Regions from separate parts of the Homo sapiens genome. Here regions 1 and 2 are each linked to region 3. A link is an interaction called in ENCODE POLR2A ChIA-PET data of the cell type or tissue named here. Cell type or tissue: OCI-LY7. All regions are shown on one strand.

Region 1 (8,000 bases), 130 kb after region 3:
AGCCCCAAATGCAGCAACATTTCCAGAAATTTTACAGCTACTTGCTGCCTCAGGGCAGGAGAGTGTGGACAGTTTCATGTACCTCCTTCCCATCTCCAGAGAAATACCTTGAAACAGTGGTCCCCACATTTTTGGCATCAGGGATTGGTTTCATGAAAGACAACTTTTCCATGGACTAGGGTTAGGAGGGATGGTTTCAGGATGACTCAAGTGCATTATATTTATTGTGCACTTTATTTCTATTTTTTTTTTGTAATATATAATGAAATAATGCTACAACTCACCACAATGTAGAATCAGTGGGAGCCCTGAGTTTGTTTTCCTACAACTAGATGGTCCCATCTGGGGGTGATGAGAGACAGTGACAGATCATCAGGCATTAGATTCTCATAAAGAACATGCAACCTAGATCCCTCACACATGCAGTTTACAATAGGGTTCGTGCTCCTATGACAATGTAACGCCACTGCTGATCTGACAGAAGGTGGAGCTCAGGTGGTAATGGGAGCAATGGAGAGCGGCTGTAAATACAGATGATGCTTCGCTGGCCCATCTGCTGCTCACCTCCTGCTGTGAGGCCTGGTTCCTAATAGAACAGGGAGCCATAGTGGTCCATGGCCCAGGGATTGGAGACTTATGCCTTAAAACATTTATCCTGCTGATATTCATTCAATAGTATCCTGAACAAAAGACAGCACAGTGTTGGGCCGACAGTTGCTCACCTGACAGGCAGTTATGAAGTATCAATTATGTGCCAGGCATTGTGCTAGGTGCTATCACAGCAGTGACCTTAAAGTCTGGCAAATAGATACAGATATTCGAAAACTGGTCATTTCAATCTGATATTAAGATATCTGGGAGCCTACAAGGGGTTCAGAGTGGGCAATCAGAGCTGCGTTCCTTGCCTCATGGGCCTTGACCCCTGAATGGATATGGTGGTGATGGGTCCTCTCTGCAGAATTACAGCAGGCCCGTAGAGCACAGTGTGCAGATGCAAAAGTGTTCCTGATGCACTGTGAGAGGACCTACCAATGACAGGTACAGCCATAGCTGTTATGGAGAGGGCAAAGTCACTGTGGGCAAGGGTGTCCTGAGAAAGAAAGATGAAATCTTGGATCTGGGACTACGAAAACAGATGTGGCCAGGCATGGTGACTCACACTTGTAATCCCAGCACTTTGGGAGGCCGAGATGGGAGGATTGCTTGAGACCAGGAGTTTAAGACCAGCCTGAGAAACATAGTAAGACTCAGTCTCTACAAAAAATATAAATAAATTTAAAAATTAGCCTGGTATGGTGGTGCATGTCTGTAGTCCCAGCTACTTGGGAGGCTGAGGTGGGAGGATCACTTGAGCCTAGAAGTTTGAGCCTGCATTGGGCTGTGATTGCACTACTGCACTTCAGCCTAGGGTAACAGAGCAAGACCCTGCCTCTAAAAAAAAATGGATGTAATTTGGTTAAATGAAGAGAAGGATTCAATTAAAAAATGATTCTCCCAAGTGTCAGATCTTTAAATCTTACTCTAAACGCATGCCTTCAGCTTGGCTTGAATTTCTATTGGTTTGCTTTTATGCTTTTTTTCCCCTCACCTTGTACATTTTGAAGGCTAGGTAGGGTGGGAAAATGGATTATAGAAAAAAGAAGAATGAATGAATGCTCTAACCAATAGAACTTTCTGCAGTGATTGAAGATTCTATTCTGTGCTGTCCAATACAGTAGCCACTAGCCACATATAGGCAATTGAAGCGTGGCCAGTGGAACTGAGGAACTGAATTTTAAACTTCATTGGAAATATGATTAGTGGCTATTGTATTAGAAAGCGCTATGTGTTCCAACCACTTAGCAATATGCCATACACACCCTAGTAAAGGTGCAATTAAATATGAAGGCTTCTATTAACCTAGTTATGGGGGACACTTATTTGGGTGTGCATGGGCTTGCCCAATCAAGGATTGGAGCACCAAGTTTCCTAAAAACAACCCTGCAAGAGCTTATTCTTAATTTGCACGGTACCTTCAGGCACATTATCTCACTTAATCCCATAACAACTTTGAAGTGGGTAGAGCAGAGATTATCACCTCCATGAACCCCAGTAAGTTTAGGTGATGATGGCAAGGCCCTACAGCAAATGAGGGTGGAGACTAGAAGCCAGGTGTTTCTCCTCCTGGTTAGAAAATGCTTTCCATCCAGGCGTGGTGGCTAACGCCTGTAATCCCAACACTTTGGGAGGCCGAGGCGGGTGGATCATCTGAGGTCAGGAGTTCGAGACCAGCCTGACCAACCTGGTGAAACCCCGTCTCTACTAAAAATACAAAATTAGTCGGGCATGGTGGCGCATGCCTGTAATCCCAGCTACTCAGGAGGCTGAGGCAGGAGAATCGCTTGAACCTGGGAGGCGGAGGTTGCAGTGAGCTGAGATAGGGTATTGCACTCCAGCTTGAGCGACAGAGCAAAACTCGGTCTCAAAAAAAAAAAAAAAAAAAAGAAGAAAGAAAGAAAAAAGAAAAAAAGAAAAAGAAAAGAGAAAGAAAGCAAACTCTTTCCAGGGGAACAGTGAAGGGAGAATGGTCTCCTGCTACCCATGTCTGCTACTCATATCCTGGGTCTCAAGGATGAAGAGGGGTGCCATGCTTCACATGCTTTTTTTTTTTACTTGAGTGTGGTTAATGGGCCATAGGCTATTAATGAGAACCTTATCTTATTCCCTTCCTGCTACCTGAATTTAGGCAGTAAAGATGTTTTTGAAAATTTCATTTATATATTCAAAATTATGTATTGAGTACCAGTCATGTCGCAGGTACTGTTCTAGGTCTGGGGACACAGCTGTGAACAAAGCAAAGATCCCTCCCTTGTGGAGGTAACCCTTCTGGTGGAGAGAGACTGATAATAAATACATTGTGTATATATAGGATTTTTGCAACATTTCAAAGATATTTTAAATATGCCATGGTCTCTCATGTCTTTTATGGCACACACGCACCCTGTCCAATGTATCTTTTGTGTAAATCTGGACTTAACACTTCAAGCAAACTGCCTGGCTTGCTGAAAGGTGGAGACACCTTTCGATTCAGTCTTTTAATATGTGTTGAGTGCCACCTATGTGCAGAGCAAGATATTGGGGACTTTGGAGAGATCCAGAAGAGTGAGAAGACAGTATCCTACCTTAGGGGGTTCCCAGTCCAATGAGGGAAGCAGCCCCATGCCTTGGGAGCTCCCAAGCTATAGAAGCAGCTAACAATCGAGTCTGGAAAGGCAAACAACTTCAGGACCCGCTTCTAAAGCGGAATCGCAAGTACACGCAAAATGAATCCAGCCTTGACTGTGTGGAGTTGGGTAAACCACCTGCCTCTTACGTTGATGGGGAACTAGAATGAGGACAGCTCCAGGGAACAAGAAAGGGTAGACCATAGGAGCTGTCCCATGTCCCAACAGTGGGGAGGAGCTGATGGGCGGCCCCTGCTGGATTAGTGTTATCCTGAGAAGGCTTCTGGATGCGATGGGATTTGAGGTGCTGCTGCAAAGAATGAATTGCTCACGGAAGGGTGGGGTGGGGGCATTCCAGGTAGAGGGTGCCTCCTGGGGGATGCAGGGAACATGAGGGGCCTGGGCAATTAATCAAGCCTTGGGCACAAGCCTAGGCAGTCACCCCCAATTCAAAGCCAGTTGAAAATGCAGAGGAGAGAGGAGGGCCAGTGTTTGGTTGTCTTGACCAAACCCTTGAAGCTGGCCAGCGGCAAGGGCAAGGACCAGGGTCAGAGGTAGAGGGCGTGAGTGAAGGCAACCCAGACTGAGTCCTTCCCTAAGCGCCCAGGTTTCCTGACAGCTGTTAAGGAAGCAAGGTGAGAAAGGGTTAAGTGTGCCCCTCCACCGCCCCAAATGCTTCCTGTGTTTGAAATCCTTCAGGTCTCTGCAAACCCTCTGGCCCCCGGCCAGGCGGGCATTGTCCGGGGAGCGGTTGTAGGTTGTCAGAGAGGCCGCGCAGCCTTTGTTGTGGGGCCACCTCGGGGTTCCCTCTCGCGCTCACGCTCGGGCTGGGGCTGCAGAGTGCGTGCCTGGAGGGGGGCGGTGCGGGAGGCTCGCTCCCTCTCCCTCTTCCTGCCCCCCCTCTAGCCCTCCCGATGACCACATGACCAAGTGGGCTCGCGGCCAAGCCACAAGCTACAAAATGCAGCCCCTGGAGTGAGCGGGGAGCATTCTCTCTGGCAGCCGGGGTCACGGGCAGTTGCAGCCGCGGCCGAGCAGCCAGCCGCTAAGAAAGAGCTCGCCGCTGCCGCTCCCGGAGCCGCCGAGGCCAGCTTCGCGGCGCTGCCCCGCGGCGGGAGAGGAGGCTGCAGAAGAGCGGAGGCGGCCAGCGGGAGCGGCGGGGCTCAGCGCGCACACTCAGCGGCCGGGGAGCCTCCCGAGCTCTGCGCCCGCACGCGCCAGCCGCGGCTCGCGCCTTTCTTGGCCTCCGGGCGCCCGACCTCTCCTCCCCCGCGCCGGCTCGCCGGGGCCGCGGCGGCCCAAGGAGCAGCATGAATCTGCGGCTCTGCGTGCAGGCGCTCCTGCTGCTCTGGCTCTCCTTGACCGCGGTGTGTGGAGGTGAGTGCGCGCCCTCCCGCTCGCCCGGGCTGCAGCCGGCGTGCTCCTTTCCCTCCGCCCTATTCGCACTCTCCCCGCCTCCCGGGGAGCCCGGCGCGAGCCGTGCAGTAGCAGCCACGCGCCGGCCAGCGCCAGGCAGCAGATTGACAGAGCGCCCCGAGCCATGGGGCGGCTGGCCACAAGGACTGCTTCTTTTGCGGGGCTCAACTCGGCCTTTGGCATCACCTGCCCGTCACCTTGTCCCTCCTAACCGTCGCTCGCAGTCCCAGGAGCTCAGGACCACAGGTGTGCGCCGCGTGTCCCACGCCCTGCACCCCGCGTGGTAGAGGTGGAGGCGGGGGACATGCCCGCTCCCTCGTGGATCGATGGAAGGAACTGACCAGAGTCGAGTGGGCTGGGCTCCCATGTTGAACGTCTTCTGGTCCCTGAAGGCTGGGAGCCTCCCGCCAGTCCAGGGGCGCGGGAAACCGGGGATGATGTGCCAACATGCAGACGTGACACTTGTTGCATAGGCAGGAGTGCGCGGAGGGGGTGGCGGCATGGAGCCCAGCTGTTGCTCCTTTCGGCCTGCATGTGTGAGCAGAGGCAGCCTCCCCCAGGCAGGGCCGGGCCCAGCCGGGCTGGGCTGGTCTTCTCCTCCCTAACCCCAAGGTCCTGGCTGGTCTCCTCCCCTGCACAGGATGCCCTCCCCATAGCCTCCATCCCACCCCCAGAGACTTGGTTCTCTTACATCCTGGCTCCAGCCTTCCTTTCTGTCCCAGGCACGGACATGCTTCACTTTAGTCTCCCTGCCGCTAGGCACCAAAGGAGGAAGCACAGCACCTGACCCGACCCCTCCCTGCAGCTCAGGAAAGGGGAGTCCTTTTGCCCTCACCTGCCAATACTTGGCACTAGTGCCCATGTCCGCCCCTAGCCTGGTCCCCAACCACGCCCCAGCAGCCCCATCCCAGGCTGCCTGTCCTCTGTGTCAATGTCTCCTGGGGCTGCCAGCTCCCACCTCCAGCTGCCACAGTCCTATGATCTGGCTGTCATTGCTGCCTGCCTGGCACCACACAAGGGGAAGGCCAAGACCAGGTGGACTAACGCCAGGACCATGGCTGGAGTCACAGGGAGGTGGGAGCAGAAAGAAGGAGAAGGCAGGGCAGTGAGTTTCCTGGGGCAAGGGCACAGGGCCCTAAGTGGTTCCAAACCCTCCAGAACAGGAGGATGGCATGCAGCCCAGGAGCCTCCGAGGGGCCCAGCCAGCTCTGCCTGCCTCTCATCGCAGGCCACCTCCTTTCTCTGCTCTTGCTTTTTGGCCCTGCTGTGGCTCTGGGAACACTGCCTGGCTTCTCAGAAAGGTGCAGTGGTTGGGGCTGGCACCTCCTGCCTCCAGGTAGCTGGCCGGTGATTTCTCTATTCAAGACCTGAACACGAAGTGAGCCACCACCACAGTAAGAAGTGGGTAGGCTTTTTCCACAGAAACTCCTGTCAGGCAGGTAACAGAGGGAGCAAAAGATACGAATGTAAGATACGAATGATACACCATACCAGCCTATCCTCAGGGAGCCTACCATCTGGTGTCATTGGCAAGGCATGACACTTGCACAATACCACCACAGGCAAATAGTCCAGGGTGGTGCCTTCAGGGAAGAAGAAGACTGGGTGCAGAGAGTGTTCCAGAGGAAGGTAGGGCTCCTGGATCTGCACACTTGGTGCTCCCCCCAGAGGCTGTGGGGAGACCCCTGGCCAATAGACAACCACTCAGACCCTCCTGGGTCCCAGCCATTGGGACAGTACTAGCAAAGGGGAGAGAGCTGGTTTCAAGGGAAGGGAAGTCAGCCAGGATGCCCGAACACCATGTGGCTGGTCCAGAGCCTGCCACTTCGTGCTTTAATTCCCCCGTCTTCATTAGGTCATCTGTCCACTGTGATTTGGATAAATTCGTTGCCCTCACATTTTGCTCAAGCCTCGTGCTGGAAACTTTCAGGGCTCTCACTGACTTCTCTACTCCCTGACTTCTCCTGGAGCCAAGGAAGGGCATGTCCCTGGAAGTGGCCACCAGCCAAGGGTCCAGGTACACATGTCCTGCTCCCGCTGGCTCCTGTCCTGGGTTAGAAGCAGGAATCCCAGAACCACTTTGTCCTTGGCCCGGACTGGCATGCTGTCCCCAGCCAGAGTCCCCAGTCAAAGTTCCAGCCTGAAAACCACACTTCCTCCTCTCCACAGTCTGTCCTGACTTGAAATGTCCACCCCCGACCCCTCTCCACGCTGCCTCTCATCACCCCGCTACCACCACGTACACTCCTCCACTGCCTCCTGACCTGGGATACACTTTGCTCTTGTGAGTCTGAGAACTCCTGGTCCAGGGCCAAGTGTCCCTCGGTCTCTGAGCACCCCTCTTTTTCCCCTTCTCCTCCCCCTCCGCAGGCCCAGCTCAAAGCCTGCAGTCACAGTGGGAGTGTGAGGAGAGCCTACTGTACCCCTCCTGCTCAGGGAAGGGCATCTCTACTCCATCCCCAGTCCTCAGCACTAAGCACCCGTGTAACCTGAGCCAGGCCTCTCCTCGCAAAGAACTAAGGCAAGGGAAGCAGAGGGCCACCAGACAGAGCATGATGTATCCCAGGGCAGCAAAGCTGGCACTGGAGACAGCACAGGGCCCTGGAGAAGGCGACTGGGATGGGGGGCTGGGCAGACAAAGAGACACATGCAGGACCACAGAGCAGTGGAGGGGCATTGCCAGCAGGGTCCCCACCGGAGCATACGTTTGGGCTTTTAAAGTCATCACAAGACAGGCCAGACTGAGAGAGGAAAAACAGGTGCGTCATTCCTGATGAGACTGGCATGTTCCTGAAAAGTCGCAAGTACCTCTTTGTGCATTGGCAGGGTTGGAGTTCAGATAGCATGAAAGTCAAATCCTGTCCTCCCCCTGACTGTGGTTCTCAGCGTGGAGATGTTGTAGCTTCGTGGCTGATGGCACTTCAGCAGGCAATGGCTCCAATCTCTCTAGGCTCGAGATTGTTTGGAGGATTGCTCCAGCCTCCTTTTACGTAGCAAATGAGCTGGAAGAAAATATTTAAGTGCATTAGGGCTGGCCTCCATTTCTAAAGGGGAATTCTTTTTTACAGTCAAGACTTCTGCAGTGATGAGAATCAACAGCCTCTAATTTGTTCCTTTGGACAGCATAAAGCCAGGGTTTCAGATGTCAGCTTATCTGATGGTGAGCCAGACTCAGAATCAAAAGTAGGAAACAGGTGGGTGACGGGCTCAGAGTGCGGGAGGAGCCAGCAGATCTCGGTGATGCTGAGGACAATGAGTCCCCAACGCAATGGGAGGGATGCAAGAAGCCTGGGGCTGCTCTCCAGGGCCCGGCTGGGGGTTCAGTCAGCTCAGAGTGGTTCTTCTCTGCAGACCTAGAGTCTAGACATCTTCCTGGCCAGA
Region 2 (8,000 bases), 180 kb before region 3:
CAAACCAACCACCCACAGACACCCCAGTGTAGCCATCTTGTCTCTTAGAATTTGTAAATATCTGGACAGCAAGGGCCACGTTTTCCTGTGTCCTCCACGTGGCCCAGCATAGAGCTTCCAGCATTAACAGCAGAGAGTAAGCACATAGTGTCACGAGCTATAGATAACTCAGTAAAGATACCATTCTTATTTCGGCTTTCTCTCTCTCTCTCTCTCTCTCTCTCTCTCTCTCTCTCTGTGTATGTGTGTGTGGTATGTGTGTGTGTGTGATGTGTGTTTATATGTATTCTTGTGTGTCTGTTCTTGCTCATTAAACTGCAAGAGCTCCACAGGAATTGTCCATTTTGTGCTGAAAGTTAAAAGATGATTTAAAAACAAGGTAAAACCTGGGATTTGGATTTTTTTTCTTTTCTTTACAATCTAGGTAATGAATGTTCTGCCTTTAGCACACATTCAGTCTATACTCTTACCAAATTTTCTCAAACTTTAATGTACATCACAATCACCCAGGACAGCTCCTTAAAATTTACATTCCAAGACACTGTCCCACTTAGGGTTTTATTGAATAGGTTGGGGTGGTGCCTCGTACTTTGCATTTCAAACAGTCTCTACAGTAAATTCTAGAACCAGTGGGTTCTGGGACTACATCTTGAAGGACATTAAGCACTTTTTTCCTTTTCGTCTTTACCATAGATCCCCAAACGTTTCACTACCGAGGGTTTTTATTATTTCTTTCCCTTCATGGACCCCATTTGACACAGTTATATGTCACTTAGTATGTGCCAGACACTGATCAAAGGATTTTACAAATATTAGCTTATTTAATACTCATAACAACCCCATAATGTAGATACTATATCTTTCCCCTTTTATAAATGAAGAAATTCAGGTACAGAGAGATTCAGTGACTTGCCCAAGCTTGTCCAACTAGCACATTTTTAGTCAGTTGAAGTCAAATTCATATGAAATTAACTGCCGGGTGCAGTGGCTCACACCTGTAATCCCAGCACTTTGGGAGGCCGAGGCGGGCAGATCACAAGGTCAGGAGTTTGAGACCAGCCTGGCCAATATGGTGAAACCCTGTCCCTACTAAAAATACAAAAATTAGCTGGGCGTGGCAGCAGGTGCCTGTAGTCCCAGCTACTACTCGGGAGGCTGAGGTAGGAGAATCACTTGAACCCAGGAGGCGGAGATTGCAGTGAGCCGAGATCGTGCCACCGCACTCCAGCCTGGGCAAGAGATTGAGACTGCTTCTCAAAAAAAAAAAAAAAAAAAAAAAAAAACACTTTAAGGTGTAAAATTCACTGGTATTTAGTACATTCCCAGTGCTGTACAACCACTACCTCTCTAGTTCCAAATTGTTTTCATCACCCCAAAATGAAACTCCCTACCTGTCAAGCACTTGCTCCTTGTTTCCCCCTCCCCTCAACCTCTGGCAATTAGCTATCTTCTTTCTGTTTCTGTGGATTTACCTATTCTGGATATTTCATTTACATGGAATCATAGGCCAGGCACAGTGGCTCAAGCCTGTAATGCCAGCATTTTGGGAAGCCAAGACAGGAGGATCACTTCAGGCCAGGAGTCCAAGACCAGCCTGGGCCATATAGCAAGACTCCACCTCTTTCCTTAAAGAACTAAAAGTAGAACTACCATTTGATCCAGCAATCCCACTACTGAATATCTACCCAGAGGAAAAGAAGTCATACTAGCTGGGCCCAGTGGCTCATGCCTGTACTCCCAGCACTTTGGGAGGCTGAGGCGGGTGGATCACGAGGTAAGGAGTTCAAGACCAGCCTGGCAACATAGTGAAACCCCCATCTCTATTAAAAATACAAAAGTTAGCTGAGCATGGTGGCACATGCCTGTAATCCTAGCTATTCAGGAGGCTGAGGCAGGAGAATCGCTTGAACCCAGGAGGCGGAGCTTGCAGTGAGCTGAGATCATGCCACTGCACTCCAGCCTGGGTGAGAGACTCCATCTCAAAAAAAAAAAAAAAAAAAAAAAGCCAGGCGCGGTGGCTCACGCCTGTAATCCCAGCACTTTGGGAGGCCGAGGCGGGCAGATCACGAGGTCAGGAGATCGAGACCATCCTGGCTAACATGGTGAAAACCCGTCTCTATTAAAAATACAAAAAATTAGCCGGGCGTGGTGGCGGGAGCTTGTAGTCCCAGCTACTCGGGAGGCTGAGGCAGGAGAATGGCGTGAACCCGGGAGGCGGAGGTTGCAGTGAGCCGAGATTACGCCACTGCACTCCAGCCTGGGAGACAGAGCAAGACTCCATCTCAAAAAAAAAAAAAAAATACGTAAAAGATACTTGCACAGGCATGTTTATAGCAACACAATTCGAAATTGCATAAATACAGAACCAGCCCAAATGCCCATCAATCAATGAGTGGATAAGGAAATTGTGATATATATATGTATATATATACTGGGTACAGTGGCTCACACCTGTAATCCCAGCAATTTGGGAGGCCGAGGCAGGCAGATCACTTGAGGCCAGCAGTTCGAGACCAGCCTTGCCAATATGGCAAAACCCCGTGTCTACTAAAAATACAAAAATTAGCCAGATGTGGTGGCACATGCCTGTAATCCACAGCTACTCAAGAGGCTAGGTCACGAGAATCGCTTGATCCTTGGAGGCAGAGCTTGCAGTGAGCTGAGATCGCACCACTGCACTCCAGCCTGAGTAACAGAGCAAGACTGTCTAAAAAAAAAAAAACATTGTGAATGTGTATCTATATATATACATACACACACAATGGAATACTACTCAGCCATAAAAAGGAACAAAATAACGGCATTTGCAGCAACCTGGATGGAACTGGAGAGCATTATTCTAAGTGAAGTAACTCAGGAATGGAAAACCAAACATCATATGTTCTCACTCAAGTGGGAGCTAAGCTATGAGGATGCAAAGGCATAAGAATGATACAAAGGACTTTTGGGTCTCGGGAAAGGGTGGGAGGGAGGTGAGGGATAAAAGACTACACATTGGCCGGGTGTGGTGGCTTATGCCTGTAATCCCAGCACTTTGGGAGAGGTGGGCTGATCACTTGAGATCAAGAGTGGAGACCAGCCTGGGCAACATGGTGAAACCCTGTCTCTACTAAAAATACAAAAATAAGCCAGGTGTGGTGGCGTGTGCCTGTAGTCTTAGCTACTAGGGAGGCTAAGGCAGGAGAATCACTTGAACCCAGGAGATGGAGGTTGCAGTGAGCTGAGATCGCACCACTGCACTCCAGCCTGGGTGACAGAGTGAGACTATCTCAAAAAACAAACAAACAAACAAAACAAAAAAAACTACACATTGGGTACAGCATCTCGGGGGAAAGGGTGGGATGGAGGTGAGAAATAAAAGACTACACATTGGGTACAGTGTACACTGCTTGGGTGATGGGTGCACCAAAATCTCAGAAATCACCACTAAAGAACTTATTCATGTAATCAAACACCACCTGTTTCCCAAAAATCTATTGAAATAAAAACAAATTAATTTTAAAATAGAATTTTAAAAAGGACTCCATCTCTATATTTAATTTTTTAAATTAAAAAGAATAATAGGGCCAGGCGCGGTGGCTCACGCCTGTAATCCCAGCACTTTGGGAGGCTGAGATGGGTGAATCACTTGAGGTCAGGAGTTCAAGACCAGCCTGACCAACATGGTGAAACCCTGTCTCTACTAAAAATACAAAATTATCTGGGCGTGGTGGCACATGCCTGTATTCCCAACTACTTGGGAGGCTGAGGCAGGAGAATCACTTGAACCTGGGAAGTGGAGGTTGCAGTGAGCCAAAATTGCACGATTGCACTCTAGCCTGGGCAACAAGAGCGAAACTCTGTCTCAAAACAAAAAAAAAAAAAGAGAGAAAAGTTAAATGGAATCATATAATATGTGGTCTTTTGTATCTGGCTTCTTGTGCATGTTTTTGAGTTTCCTCCATGTTATAGCACATATCAGTACTTTTTTCCTTTATATAGCTGAATAATATTCCATTGTATGGATATACCACAATTTGTTTATGCATTCCCACCTAGTAAGATTTTTTTTTTTTTTTTAAGAAACGGAGTTTCACTATGCTGCCCAGGTTGGTCTCAAACTCCTGGGCTCAAGTGCTCTCCTTCTTTGGCCTCCCAAAGTGTTAGGATTACAGGTATGAGCTGCCACACCTGGCCAATAGCTAGTAAATTTGAAGTCAGGATTAGAATCCAGAAAGTTGACCAGGTGTGTGGCTCATGCCTGTAATCCTAACACGTTGGAAGACCAAGGCAGGCAGATCCCTTGAACTCAGGAGTTCAAGACCAGCCTGGCCAACGTGGTGAAACCCTGTCTCTAAAAAAACAAATACAAAAATTAGCTTGGTGTGGTGGCGTGTGCCTGTAGTACCAGCTACTTGGGGTACTGAGGCAGGAGAATTGCTTGAACTCAGGAGGTTGAGGCTGCAGTGAACCATGATCATGCCGCTGCACTCGAGCCTGGGTGACAAAGTGAGACCCTGTCTCCAAAAAAAAGAAAACCCATAAAGTCTGGCTTCAGAGTCTGTGCTCCTATCCCCTCCGTGTCCCAAATACTTATCTACTTAAACAGGATATATTTCCAAGTAATGCTTAATTTGTCAGTTAAAAATTTATAAGATACATATAAAACTGCATCAGAACATTAGATCAGCCTGAGCTAGCCACATTGAAGTCATATAATCTCAGCCAAAGCCAAAAATCACTTGATGTTGTCATTAACCTGTGAGGCTTCATCCAGGTTCATGTATGGTTTCACTAGACTATAAAATACCAAACATAATTCATAGACTTTCCTACAGACTTTTATGGGTTGGATCCCAGTTTGGGATCCATTGATTGCAAATCCCTGCCAGACACTCACTCAACAAAGAGAGATTCCATCAAGTTGCTCAGTAGACTCTACTGACAATCCAGAAAGTGAGCACACGCATGTTAGATTTTTCACACCAACCATCTAAACAAAAAAAAAATGATTTGGAGGTTAACCTTTAGTAAATTAGAAAATTCCGGCCTGGCAGGGTGGCTCATGCCTGTAATCCTAGCACTTTGGGAGGCGGCCGTGGGAAGACTGCTTGAGAGTGGAGCCCTTCAGAGTTCAAGACAAGCCTGGGCAACATAGAGAGACCCTGTATCTAATCGTGGTGGCCCATGCCTGTAGTCCTAGCTACTCAGCAGGCAGAGGTGGGAGGATCATTGAGCTCAGGAGTTTCAGGCTGCAGTGAGCTATGAACGCATCACTGCACTCCAGCCTGAGTGACAGAGTGACAGAATGAGACCTTGTCACTAAAAGAAAAAAAATTTTTTGTTTAATTGAAAAATTCCATCCAGGCTGGACGCGGTGGCTCACGTCTGTAATCCCAGCACTTTGGGAGGCCAAGGCAGGTGGATCACCTGAGCTCAGGAGTTCGAGATCAGCCTGGCCAACATGGTGAAACCATCTCTCTACTAAAAATACAAAAACATTAGCTGGGCGTGGTGGCGGGTGCCTGTAATCCCAGCTACTTGGGAGGGTGAGGCAGGAGAATTGCTTGAACCCAGGAGGCGGAGGTTGCAGTGAGCGAGATTGTACCACTGCACTCCAGCCTGGGCAACAGAGCAAGACTCCATCTCACAAAACAAAACAAAACAAAACAGATTTCATCCAGGTGCAGTGGCTCATGCCTGTAATCCCAACACTTTGAGAGGCTGAGGCAGGAGGATCTCTAGAGTCCAGGAGTTGAAGACTAGCCTGGGCAATATGGCAAAATCCTGTCTCTACTAAAAATACAAAAATTAGCCGGGCATTGTTGCATGTGCCTGTAGTCTCAGCTACCCTGGGAAGCTGAGGTGGGAGGATCGCTTGAGCCTGGGAGGATAAGACTGCAGCGAGCTGTGATCACACCACTACACTCCAGCCTGGGTGACAAAGCGAGACCCCATCTCAAAAAAAAAAAAAAAAAACAAATATAAGAAAATTCCAAAATCTGGTATGTCATTCTGCCTGAGTATTCTAGCTAGCTAGAATTTCACCACTAAAGCTGGGCACGGTGGCTCAAGCCTGTAATCCCAGGACTTTGGGAGGCTGAGGCGGGTGGATTGCCTGAGCTCAGGAGTTCGAGACCAGCCTGGGCAACATGGCGCAACCCCGTCTCTACTAAAAATACAAAAAATTAGCCGGGCATGGTGGCAGGCACCTGTAATCCCAGCTACTCGAGAGGCTGAGGCACAAGAATTGCTTGAACCCAGGAGGCAGAAGTTGCAGTGAGCCGAGATCGCACTACTGCACTCCAGCCCGGGCAACAGAGCAAAACTCTGTCTCAAATAATAATAATAATTTCACCACTAAGGATGCACATGGCTATGTCTTGGGGGCCAAAAATAGAGCCCCTTAACTGCCCCCAAAAAATGTGACAGCCTGTGCTGGACTTACCAGAGAGGCCTTCCAGACCTGAAGCTGAGGTGAAAATGCTGTCTCAACACAAGGCCGATTGCATGATTTTATCTCCTGAATTTTCAAAGGTGTGGACAAAAAGCAACCTAAACAGGCTTGCATTTCCTCTGGAGTTTTGTGATACCCACAGCCCATGGCTGAGAGCCCCATTTGATGTTCTGAGTGTTGCCCTCTCCAAAAGGGTCCCTTGTTGCTCCATCAGAGACCGAATAACCAGGCTGGATTCAAAACCATTAGCCCTGCCTTCGCTTAGTAGAATAAAATGAACATCAAGGCGAGCCTTGAAGGGGGAAAGATGCCACGAAACCTGTGGCTGGAGAGGTGAGGGGTGAATGAGGAGCAGTGAAGGCTTCTTCATCTCTGTAGTGCCAGGACCTAGCAGAAAGCCTGGCACCAATAGGAAAGCGTTCAGTATGTGTTTGTTGACTGAATGTCTGACTGAAAGAGAGCCTTCTTCTTGGTCTGGAGGTCATCATGGAGGCGTTGTAGAGCTGCTCTGTGGGGACAGAGAATGGAGGGAAGTTGGCATGGGTCTGGAGTGTCCTGCCAGGACCTACACAGACCATGTTTTTCTCTGCCTGAAAATTTCTCCCAGGCGAAGTTCTCAGCGCCTGCAAGTCTCAAAAGTAGATTCCTCCAAGCTCACTGTGTACTTTATTGGAATAAACTCAACTCAGGGAAACTTAACAGTGGCATAGTGTTGTGGGGAGAATCCAACGAGAGCACCTATATAAAAGCATATTGAGGCCGGGCGCGGTGGCTCACGCCTGTAATCCCAGCACTTTGGGAAGCCAAGGACGGTAGATCAGGAGGTCAGGAGTTCGAGACCAACCTGGCCAATATGGTGAAACCCCGTCTCCACTAAAAAAATACAAAAATTAGCCGGGTGTGGTGGCGTGCGCCTGTAGTCCCAGCTACTCGGGAGACTGAGGCAGAAGAATCGCTTGAACCCAGAGGCAGAAGTTGCAGTGAGCTGAGATCGTGCCACTGCACTCCAGCCTGGGAGACAGAGCAAGGGTCCGTCTCAAAAAAAAAAAAAAAAAAAAAAAGCATATTGAAAAAGATAGAGGGGCAGGGAATTCTTGATAACTCACCAATATCGGCTTTGTGTGGTCTAAGTGACCCTTTGTATGTGCCATTTGGCCAGGTAGGTTTCTATGTACAGATCCTAACCCTGAACATGCACACGCACGACAGGCACTCCCACACAAACACATTTTATAATGCAGTAGACTCCTGCGTGCCAAAACCCATATAACTACAATCTTCAAAGAATCGGAATGCTTTTTTTTGCAATACAATGCAATAATCCCTTACATTTGTATGGGGCTTTGCGGGTCACAAAGTGCTTCCCCATCCATGACCCCATTTGTTTGTTGATTGATGTTCAGAACGGTTCCAAGGCTTTGCAGGATCCTGAAGGCCCTTGAAAAGACTCAAATAGCAATAATCTGTGGTGTGAATGGCCTTGGCTGTGTGCTGAGCCTCTGAACACCAAGCCTCTAGTTGTGACAGAGACATCCAGGGGTACAGTGACCTGCTGCCACAGACT
Region 3 (8,000 bases):
GAAGTTCATGCTCCTCTTGCTCAGAAAAGGCCAGCGCCATCTTCTCAGGGCCAGGGCTGTCCAGGCTGTAGTCTGGAGATGTCGGGGAGGCAGAGCCCTCCTCCAGAGTGTCTGCCTGCAGGGAGGGTAGGCGGGAAGCTTTAAGGAGCCTTGCTGGGGTGTGCATGAAGCTGAAGAAATGGGCCTGGGCTTAGTGAAGAGCTAGGGGCTGGCTCAAACCCCAACTCTACCACTTATAGGCTGAATGGCACTCTCTGAGCCCTAGTTTCTTCCCCTTTTGTAAAAATGAGAGTGACAGTCCTTGCCCTGGTTACCTCACAGAAACAGGTTCAACCAGGGCACCATGTGGATGTGCTTTTGTCAGCCTCAAGTGCCGATGTACATACAGAAAAGACCACGGTGGCACAACCTGGACTCAACCATTGCTACCGCACAACTGGGCAGACAATGTCGCTAGAGAGGAAACTACTTTTGCCTGTGTTTCTGTGTGCCAGGCCTGCCTGCCATTTCACTGAATCCTTACAGTGACACTTGAAGGTAAGTGGTATTGTTGGCCTGAGTTTACAAATGAGGAGTAAGGCCCAAGGGTTACTTACTCCTCATCTGTAAACTCAGGCCAAGGGAATTCAGGTTCAAGTCCCAAGGCAACCCACAACCAAGCCAGACTCCAGAGCTCCCCCTACCTCACCACACCTCAGTGAGGTGATAACTGTTTAACAGCTGGCCCTGATGAGTTGCCAATTCCTGTGTTGTAAACACTCCCCTCCACGGCCAATGTCAAGCTACCATTTTGACATCACTGGACGTGTTGTCTGAAATGAGGGTGAGGCTATTGCCACCATGAAGATGCTATGGATGCACGTAACCTCAGCAGCATTGATAAGAGTAAAAGGTAGTACAAGAATTAGGAAGTGATGAGTTTTGAAGATTTACTGTATTACCTTTGTTCGTTTTTACAAAATTTTATTTTTTTAAATTTATTTATTTAGAGACAGAGTCTCCCTATGTTGCCCAGGCTGGACTCTTACTGGGCTCAAGCAATCATCTTGCCTCGTCCTCCTGAGTAGCTGGGATTATAGGTGTACACCACCATGCCCAGTTTACCTTTTTAAAAAAATATAATTAACTGAATTGTAAGTTTCTTTAATTTGATTTTTAATAATGGTTGTGTTTAACAACTGGCTTGCACAATTTTTGACAGTTTGACCAACTGCTCTTGTGAGCTGGTATAAGCCCAGTACGAGCCAACTCCAGCACACCACTGCCTCAGTGGCTCCTTTTAGAGCCATGGCAACCCAAACCCACTGTGTGATTTAAGCTTCTTGGGTCATGCCTGCCCCACAGCTGCCTGTGCCAACTTTCCTCCCTGGGCTGAAGCCAGCCTTCTCTGTTTTCTCTCTTTTTTTTTCTTTTTTTTGAGACGGAGTTTTGCTCTTGTCACCCAGACCAGAGTGCAGTGGTGTGATCTTGGCTCACTGAAACCTCCACCTCCCGGGTTCAAGCAATTCTCCTGCCTTAGCCTCCCGAGTATCTGGGATTACAGGCACCTGCCACCACGCCTGGCTAATTTGTTTTGGTATTTTTAGTAGAGACGGGATTTTGCCATGTTGGCCAGGCTGGTCTCGAACTCCTGACCTCAGGTGATCCACCTGCCTTGGCCTCTCAAAGTGCTGGGATTACAGGTGTGAGCCACTGTGCCCAATCTGTTTTCTCTCATAGGGATTCTATGAGAGAAAATAGGCCTTCCCAATCCCGGGGAAGTTCCAAAGCAAAGCTTTGAGGTGGATGGATTGCCTCAGGCCATTTCATCTTTCTCAAGCTGCCCCTGTCCCAGGCCCGCCTCCTCAAGAAGCATCCCTTGCCCAGACTTTTCTTTTTTTTTTTTTTCTCTTTCTTTCTTTCTTTCTTTCTTTCTTTCTTTCTTTCTTTCTTTCTTTCTTTCTTTTTTTTTTTGAGACAGAGTCTTGCTCTGTTGCCCAGGCTGGAGTGCAGTGGCACGATCTTGGCACACTGTAACCTCTGTCTCCTAAGTTCAAGCAATTCTCCTGCCTCAGTCTCTGAGTAGCTGGAATTACAGGCATGTGCCACCACGCCTGGCTAATTTTTGTATTTTTAGTAGAGATGGGGTTTTGCCATGTTGGCCAGGCTGGTCTCAAACTCCTGACCTCAAGTGATCGGCCCCAGTCTCCCAAAGTGCTGGGATTATAGGCAGGAGCCACCATGTCCAGCCCTGTTGCCCAGACTTTCATCCCTTCTCAAACTCCACCCCTTCCCCCGCCAGCCTCCTGCCCCGTCAAGATTGCCTGGCTGCCTGTCCGTGGCTGCAAGTGAGTTTCCCCTCCCATGTGACCTTCCTTCTTGCATCAAATAGGGCCTTCCGGCCTGAGTAGTGGCTATTGAGGTGGTCATGCTCACATTCTGCCAGAGCGGTCCCCAGGCCCCCTGGACACCCCATCCCCTATATCTGCAGGCCTCACCATCTCTTCTGACAGGGCCTTCACCATCATCTTGCCCATCTTCCTGTTCATGGTTCGGGAAATCACTGCCCTCCACTTCTTCCCCAGCTTTTTGCCACTCTTCCCAGCATCTTCTGGGGTGGGGACACCTGAGTCATCTTCTGGAATCTGTGACAACAAAAGAGGCGATCCAGGGACCCTGGTGGTCCTGCCTAGGTCCGGGACTTGAGGCAAAAGAGGCCTTGGGGTCACAGCAGAAGCTGGAGGGGGTGGAACTGAGAGGCCCCCATCCCCTCCCCTCTTAACCCCAGCCATGTCCTTAGCCCTATAAATTTATAAATAGTTTGCTATTTAATGTATAATTGAAAGGAATGCAGGGGAGTGCTTGGTGTGGGGAGAGGTGGACCCTCTGTGTTAAAGGGGGCTTCGCCCCAACAATTCTATCTCCTCTTCACCCTCTTCCCTCCCACCCCCACCCCCCTGCCCAGGGCCTGCAGCCAGATCCCACAAGGATGCCCTGAAACTCACGTTATCATCCAGATTAAACTCCTTCTCGCTCACCACGGGGGAGCTGGGTTTGGATTTGGCAAAATCCTTGAAGCTGCTGGAGCGCTGAAGGGAGAGCTGGAAAAAGGGTGGGTGTTGCAATCAGTGGGCTAAATGGCTGCCCGAGGGCCCACATACTCGCCTCCCCCCACCACACAATACCCACAGCCCAGAGCTGACAGAGCCACATTGCCATGGGAGCCCCAGGCTAATGGGTGACGCACCTCGATGTTCTTGGGGCTACCTGGTTTCATTCCATTCTTCACCCCAGCCCTGGCCACAGACCAAGTTCCTGACCTCAAGAGCTTCACACCTCAATCGGGCCTCAGACTTAGCCTGAAATTCCACCAGTTCCTCAAGTTTGGTCCCCAGAATCCTGGAGTGAAAGACTACATGAGTCAGAGTAAATGTGTATCTACTACTAGAGACATACCTCAGCATCCATGAGCACATCGCCCAGTGTGTAACTGAGCAAATCCCTCCCAAAACCCGTGGCTCTGGCCTCCATGTCCTGGGTGTACTCTGAGCCAGGTCCCCAGTCACAGTGATAGGAACAAACACACTGGGGTCTCCAGCCTGATGAATTTGTGTCCCAAGAAGAGCAAGACAATCTGACTAGAAGCCAGCAAGACCTGGCATGACACTTTCTGGAAAAGCACAGTAGAGGCTTATTCACAGAAGGGGCCCACAGATTTAGGACATACGTGATTGGGGCTAATTTGGTAGAAGAAAGACACCATTTTCTTTTTCTTCTCAGCTTTTAATCTTAGCCACTAATGTGATGAGCTGGCAATAGTGACGTTTGCCAGTGTTTGGACTTTTAGGCATGACCTATTATTGTTTGTGGTCTGTGTTGATGAGATGTTTTTCAGGATATGAGCTTTATTTTATTATTATTATTTTTTGTATTTTTAGTGGAGACGGGGTTTCACCATGTTGGTCAGGCTGGTCTCGAACTCCTGACCTCAGGTGATCTGCCCACCTCGGCCTCCCAAAGTGCTGGGATTACAGGTGTGAGCCACCATGCCCGGCTGAGCTTGCCTTTTTTTTTTTTTTCTGAGATGGAGTCTCGCCCTGTCACCCAGGCTGGAGTGCAGTGGCGAGATCTCTGCTCACTGCAAGCTCTGCCTCCCAGGTTCATGCCATTCTCCTGCCTCAGCCTCCTGAGTAGCTGGGACTACAGGTGCCTGCCACCAGGCCCGGCTAATTTTTTGTATTTTCAGTAGAGACGAGGCTTCACCATGTTAGCCAGGATGGCCTTGATCTCCTGACCTCGCGATCTGCCGCCTCAGCCTCCCAAAGTGCTGGGATTACAGGCGTGAGCCACCGAGCCCAGTCTAGTGAGCTTTCTTAAATATATATGCATGCACATGCAAGGTAGCAGCCAGAAACCAGGGCAAGGCAGGTAAGGGGGACAGGCCCTCGACACAAGAAGTTAAGGCTGAGCCTGTATCAAGATAAACAGTCAAGACCAGAAGATACACACAGGAACCAGGGTTCACAGATGGCCAGACAGATAGAGTGGGATAGACTGCAGACACCCGAGATAAGGGCTTGAGGAACTGAAGCCCCAAACCCACACAACGTTGAAGGTTTCACATCCTCTTTCCTACTAAAGGGGTTGTGTGTGTCCAGTGACAAACTCCCAGGGCAGGGGCAATATCACCTGTCCCCCACCAACACACACACAAATAATTGGCCCCAACTCCTGGGGACTGCAGTGTAGCAGTTTAGTACTCTTGATGGGTCTTGACCAAAGCCAAGTCAGCAATTGGGGGTCAGGGGTCACACATTCCTAAAAGTCACAGCAAGGTAGTTGATGAGAAACTAGGTCAGTGGTCAGGCCAAGCAGACGCTAGCACGATTGGGGCCTGATGGGTGGGGTGCCTGCAGCCTCTGTCAGAAAGCCTCCTCTGTGTTGCCCTGGGGAGCTGAAAAGGGGGCCATAGGTGGGTGTGGGGGAGGGGAAGCATGACCACAGGGTGACCACTCTGGTTCACCTGCATCTCCTCCATCTTCCTTTCTTGGTTGTCCCCTCCCACTATTCTTTCCTCTTTTTCTCCCTTTCTTTCCCCTTCTCTCCTCCACCTTCCATTTATTTCCTCCTCTTGTATGGCTAGGATGCAGCTGCCTGGATAACTTCCTCCTCTTATTGCATGGAAAAGAGGGAACGGAGAGAGGGTGGGCATCGGGCTGGCCTGGGCCCAAGGAGGGCAGGCTGGGCTGCTATTTATAGGCCGATGGGGCCTATTGTGGCCTTCTCTCCACCAACCCTCAGCCTGATCTGCAGACCAGGAGGCTAAGAGTCGCCCCTGAAACCCTGGGGACTGGTGAGGCTGGAAAGCAAGCAGGAGGGCAGGCATGGGGCCGGAAGTCGGCTTTGTTGGGGAAGAGTAAATTCACTGCCTGCCTGCCCTCTAATTGCAGCTCTTTCCCAAGGCCTTTTCCTGTCATTAATCTGCAGTCTGGGGGCTGGGAGGAAAGGCCTTTGGCTCCCAGACCCTTGTGCGAGGGTCCCTCTGTCTCAGTTTTAGTCCAAAGTGGGAGGAGATAATCACAAAGGACTATAGAGATGGTGCTGGGTCTTGGGCCCAGTTGGCTACTCTCAGCCCAGGGAGATGGAAAGGACAAACACATGTTCTTTGGGTGATCGAGTTTCAGGGCCCTCCAGGGTGGCATTTTGCCAAGCCTACCTCCAACCTCAGGGACAGCCCCAAGTATCTTGACCGCCTTTCAGAGAGAGGTGACCCCCATTCAGGGTTGAGTTGAAATTCTTGAGCCTGGCTGGCTTTTCTGCTGGCTTCCCTTTGGAGTGAGGACTTCCTGGGAGTCGTGCCTGACGGGGGAGGTGGTACCATACACTGTTGGCCCCCTTTTCACTTCATGGCTCAGGGGAATGTGTGGGCCTCTTGGAAAGAGCTACATTTCAAATGTATATTACATTTGAAATATACTAAATATATTGTTGAGTATATATGTATTGTATATTACATTTGAAATATATATTGAAATATATATTGTTGAGTATATATGTATTGTATTGTATATATGTATTGTATTGTATATTACATTTGAAATATACATTGAGTATACTCAACAATATATATTTCAATATATATTTCAAATGTAATATACAATACATTTGAAATGTAGGGCCACCAAAGAGTATATATACACCATATGGTTCCCCCTGTATAATTATAGTTCAAAGCCTGGCAGAACTCACCTATGCTATTGTAAGTCAGGATAGTGGTTACTGTGGGAGAAAGGGGGCATGTAGTGACAGGCAGGGGCATGAGGGAAGCTTTCTCAGAAGTTCAACTCTGGATTTGTGACCTCCGGCAAGTTATCGAACCTCTCTGAAGCCCACTTCACATCAGGGCAAGTGTTCCCATCTTGGTTCTGCCACTGATTGTGTAAACTGGGTATGTTTCTTAACTTCTCTAGGTTTCTGTTTCCTCATTAGTGGAATGAAGACAAAAGCACCGACCTCATCTGGCTGTTGTGAGGATGAAATGAGCGAGTACGCCTACAGTGCTTGGAACATTGTCTGACACGGCAGTCCCTTGTGGAATGTAGGTTTATGCTTACTCTTTCCTACACCCCACCTCCAGCCTCTTACCCTGGGCATTTCCCCACCTGGAATACTCTGCCCTTCTCTCTGTCAGCCGTAGTTTCTCACCCTTCCAATTTAAGTGGAAAACCCGCAAATGCCCATCATCTGTAGAATGGATAAATTAATTGTGGCAGAGTCACACAAAAGAATAGTACCCAGGTAGGAGACAGTACAACTGTTCCCAACAGTATGGATGAGTGTCACAAACATATGGTTGAGTAAAGGGGCTGGCCACCAAAGAGTATATATACACGATATGGTTCCCCCTGTAAGTTCAAAGCCTGGCAGAGCTCACCTGTGCTGTTGGAAGTCAGGATAGCGGTTGCCCTGGGGGAAGGGGGGGGTGTAGTAACTGGCAGGGGCATGAGGGAAGCTTCTAGACTTCTGAGAGTGTTGTTTCTTGATCTAAGTGCTGTCTACATGGGGATGTTCACATTATAGAAACTCATTCGGTGGCGCAATTATGATTTATCCACTTCTCTGTATGGATATTATACTTCTATGGAAAGATTTTTCAATTCCAGCTTAAAAGGCAGCATCCATGCAGAAACCATGCCCTGATCAATCTCTCAGAGGTCCACACTGCCCCAGCCAGCATCCTCTTCCCTTACTTCCTGAGCAAACTTGGCTTTCCCCAGTGGTCTCCTGAGCTACCCCCTCTGCTCCTTCAGGGTATCAGGCATATACTGAGCACCCTGTGAGCTCTAGGCCCTACCTCTGTGTGTGTGAGAATCCAGCAATGAGGGTCTAAACTCCTCCCGCATGCCCGTGTCCTGCCAAGCACTTCCTGTGTGCCAGCTCACTCCAGCCTCATCGCAGCCCCGCATCATATTCGCACCTCGAAGCAGAGGAGACCAAGATGCGAAATGAAGTGCCCTAGGCAGGGTGGCGCAGCTGGTCTTAGGAAGAGCAAGCCTCCAAACCCAGGTCTATGACTCTGGAAACCCAAGTATGTTGCTGTGCTCGTGCTACCTCAGAGCTCATGCTGTTGCCCCGCCCCACCAGTGTAGAAGTTAGCAGTGGATTGAGTGTAGTGGTGATGGCATGCAGGTGGTTTTTGAACAGAGCTCCTAGGAAAGCAGGTGGGAGTGCAGAGGGGGAAGGGCTCTGGCGGGGCTTTGTGGAGGAGGTATATCTGAGCTGGGCCATGCAGGGGAGGCAGGATTTCTCCAGGTGGAGCTCGGAAGGGTTTGAACAAGAATGAAAGTTAGAGACGTTGAGAGCCTGATGATGGGATGGTGGGTGGGGGAGTAGAAAAGGCTATGGAAGGCTCTTGCCCGCCAGGCCAAGGGCATGTATCCTGTGGGCAGTGAGGAGCCACTGAAAATACAAAGTGCATGCTGGCAGGGTGTGGGGGTCATACTAGAGGTGTGCTGTAGGAA

What was found. ChIA-PET counts read pairs that join two places held together with the same protein. Peaks named below come from ENCODE experiments on the same cell type or tissue, not always from the same donor. Only the 100,000 strongest peaks of a DNase experiment are listed, where the experiment ranks them.
Region 1: POLR2A ChIA-PET joins it to region 3 with 5 read pairs; 3 of 35 experiments call an interaction of 5 or more read pairs at or near these places.
Region 2: POLR2A ChIA-PET joins it to region 3 with 9 read pairs; 2 of 35 experiments call an interaction of 5 or more read pairs at or near these places.

What each region holds. Positions count from the first base shown.
Region 1 is chrX:129,651,144-129,659,143 of GRCh38, reverse strand. It overlaps APLN (apelin), which reads left to right and starts at 4,188. Exons shown (of 3, transcript NM_017413.5): 1 at 4,188-4,580. The coding sequence starts at 4,514. RefSeq lists enhancers at 3,005-3,064, 3,075-3,164, 4,857-4,916 and silencers at 4,347-4,426, 4,517-4,566. In OCI-LY7, a CTCF peak has its summit at 3,085; a DNase peak (open chromatin) is centred at 3,073.
Region 2 is chrX:129,965,148-129,973,147 of GRCh38, reverse strand. No RefSeq gene overlaps it. Among named protein-coding and RNA genes, the nearest start is that of BCORL1, 13 kb to the left of the region's middle. In OCI-LY7, no CTCF peak of the experiment used is centred here; no DNase peak of the experiment used is centred here.
Region 3 is chrX:129,783,055-129,791,054 of GRCh38, reverse strand. SASH3 (SAM and SH3 domain containing 3) reads right to left here. Exons shown (of 8, transcript NM_018990.4): 2 at 2,985-3,080; 3 at 2,478-2,624; 4 at 1-115. Among named protein-coding and RNA genes, the nearest start is that of SASH3, 7.1 kb to the right of the region's middle. RefSeq lists an enhancer at 5,562-5,651. In OCI-LY7, a CTCF peak has its summit at 711; a DNase peak (open chromatin) is centred at 4,554; H3K4me3 peaks cover 3,684 bases; H3K27ac peaks cover 4,662 bases.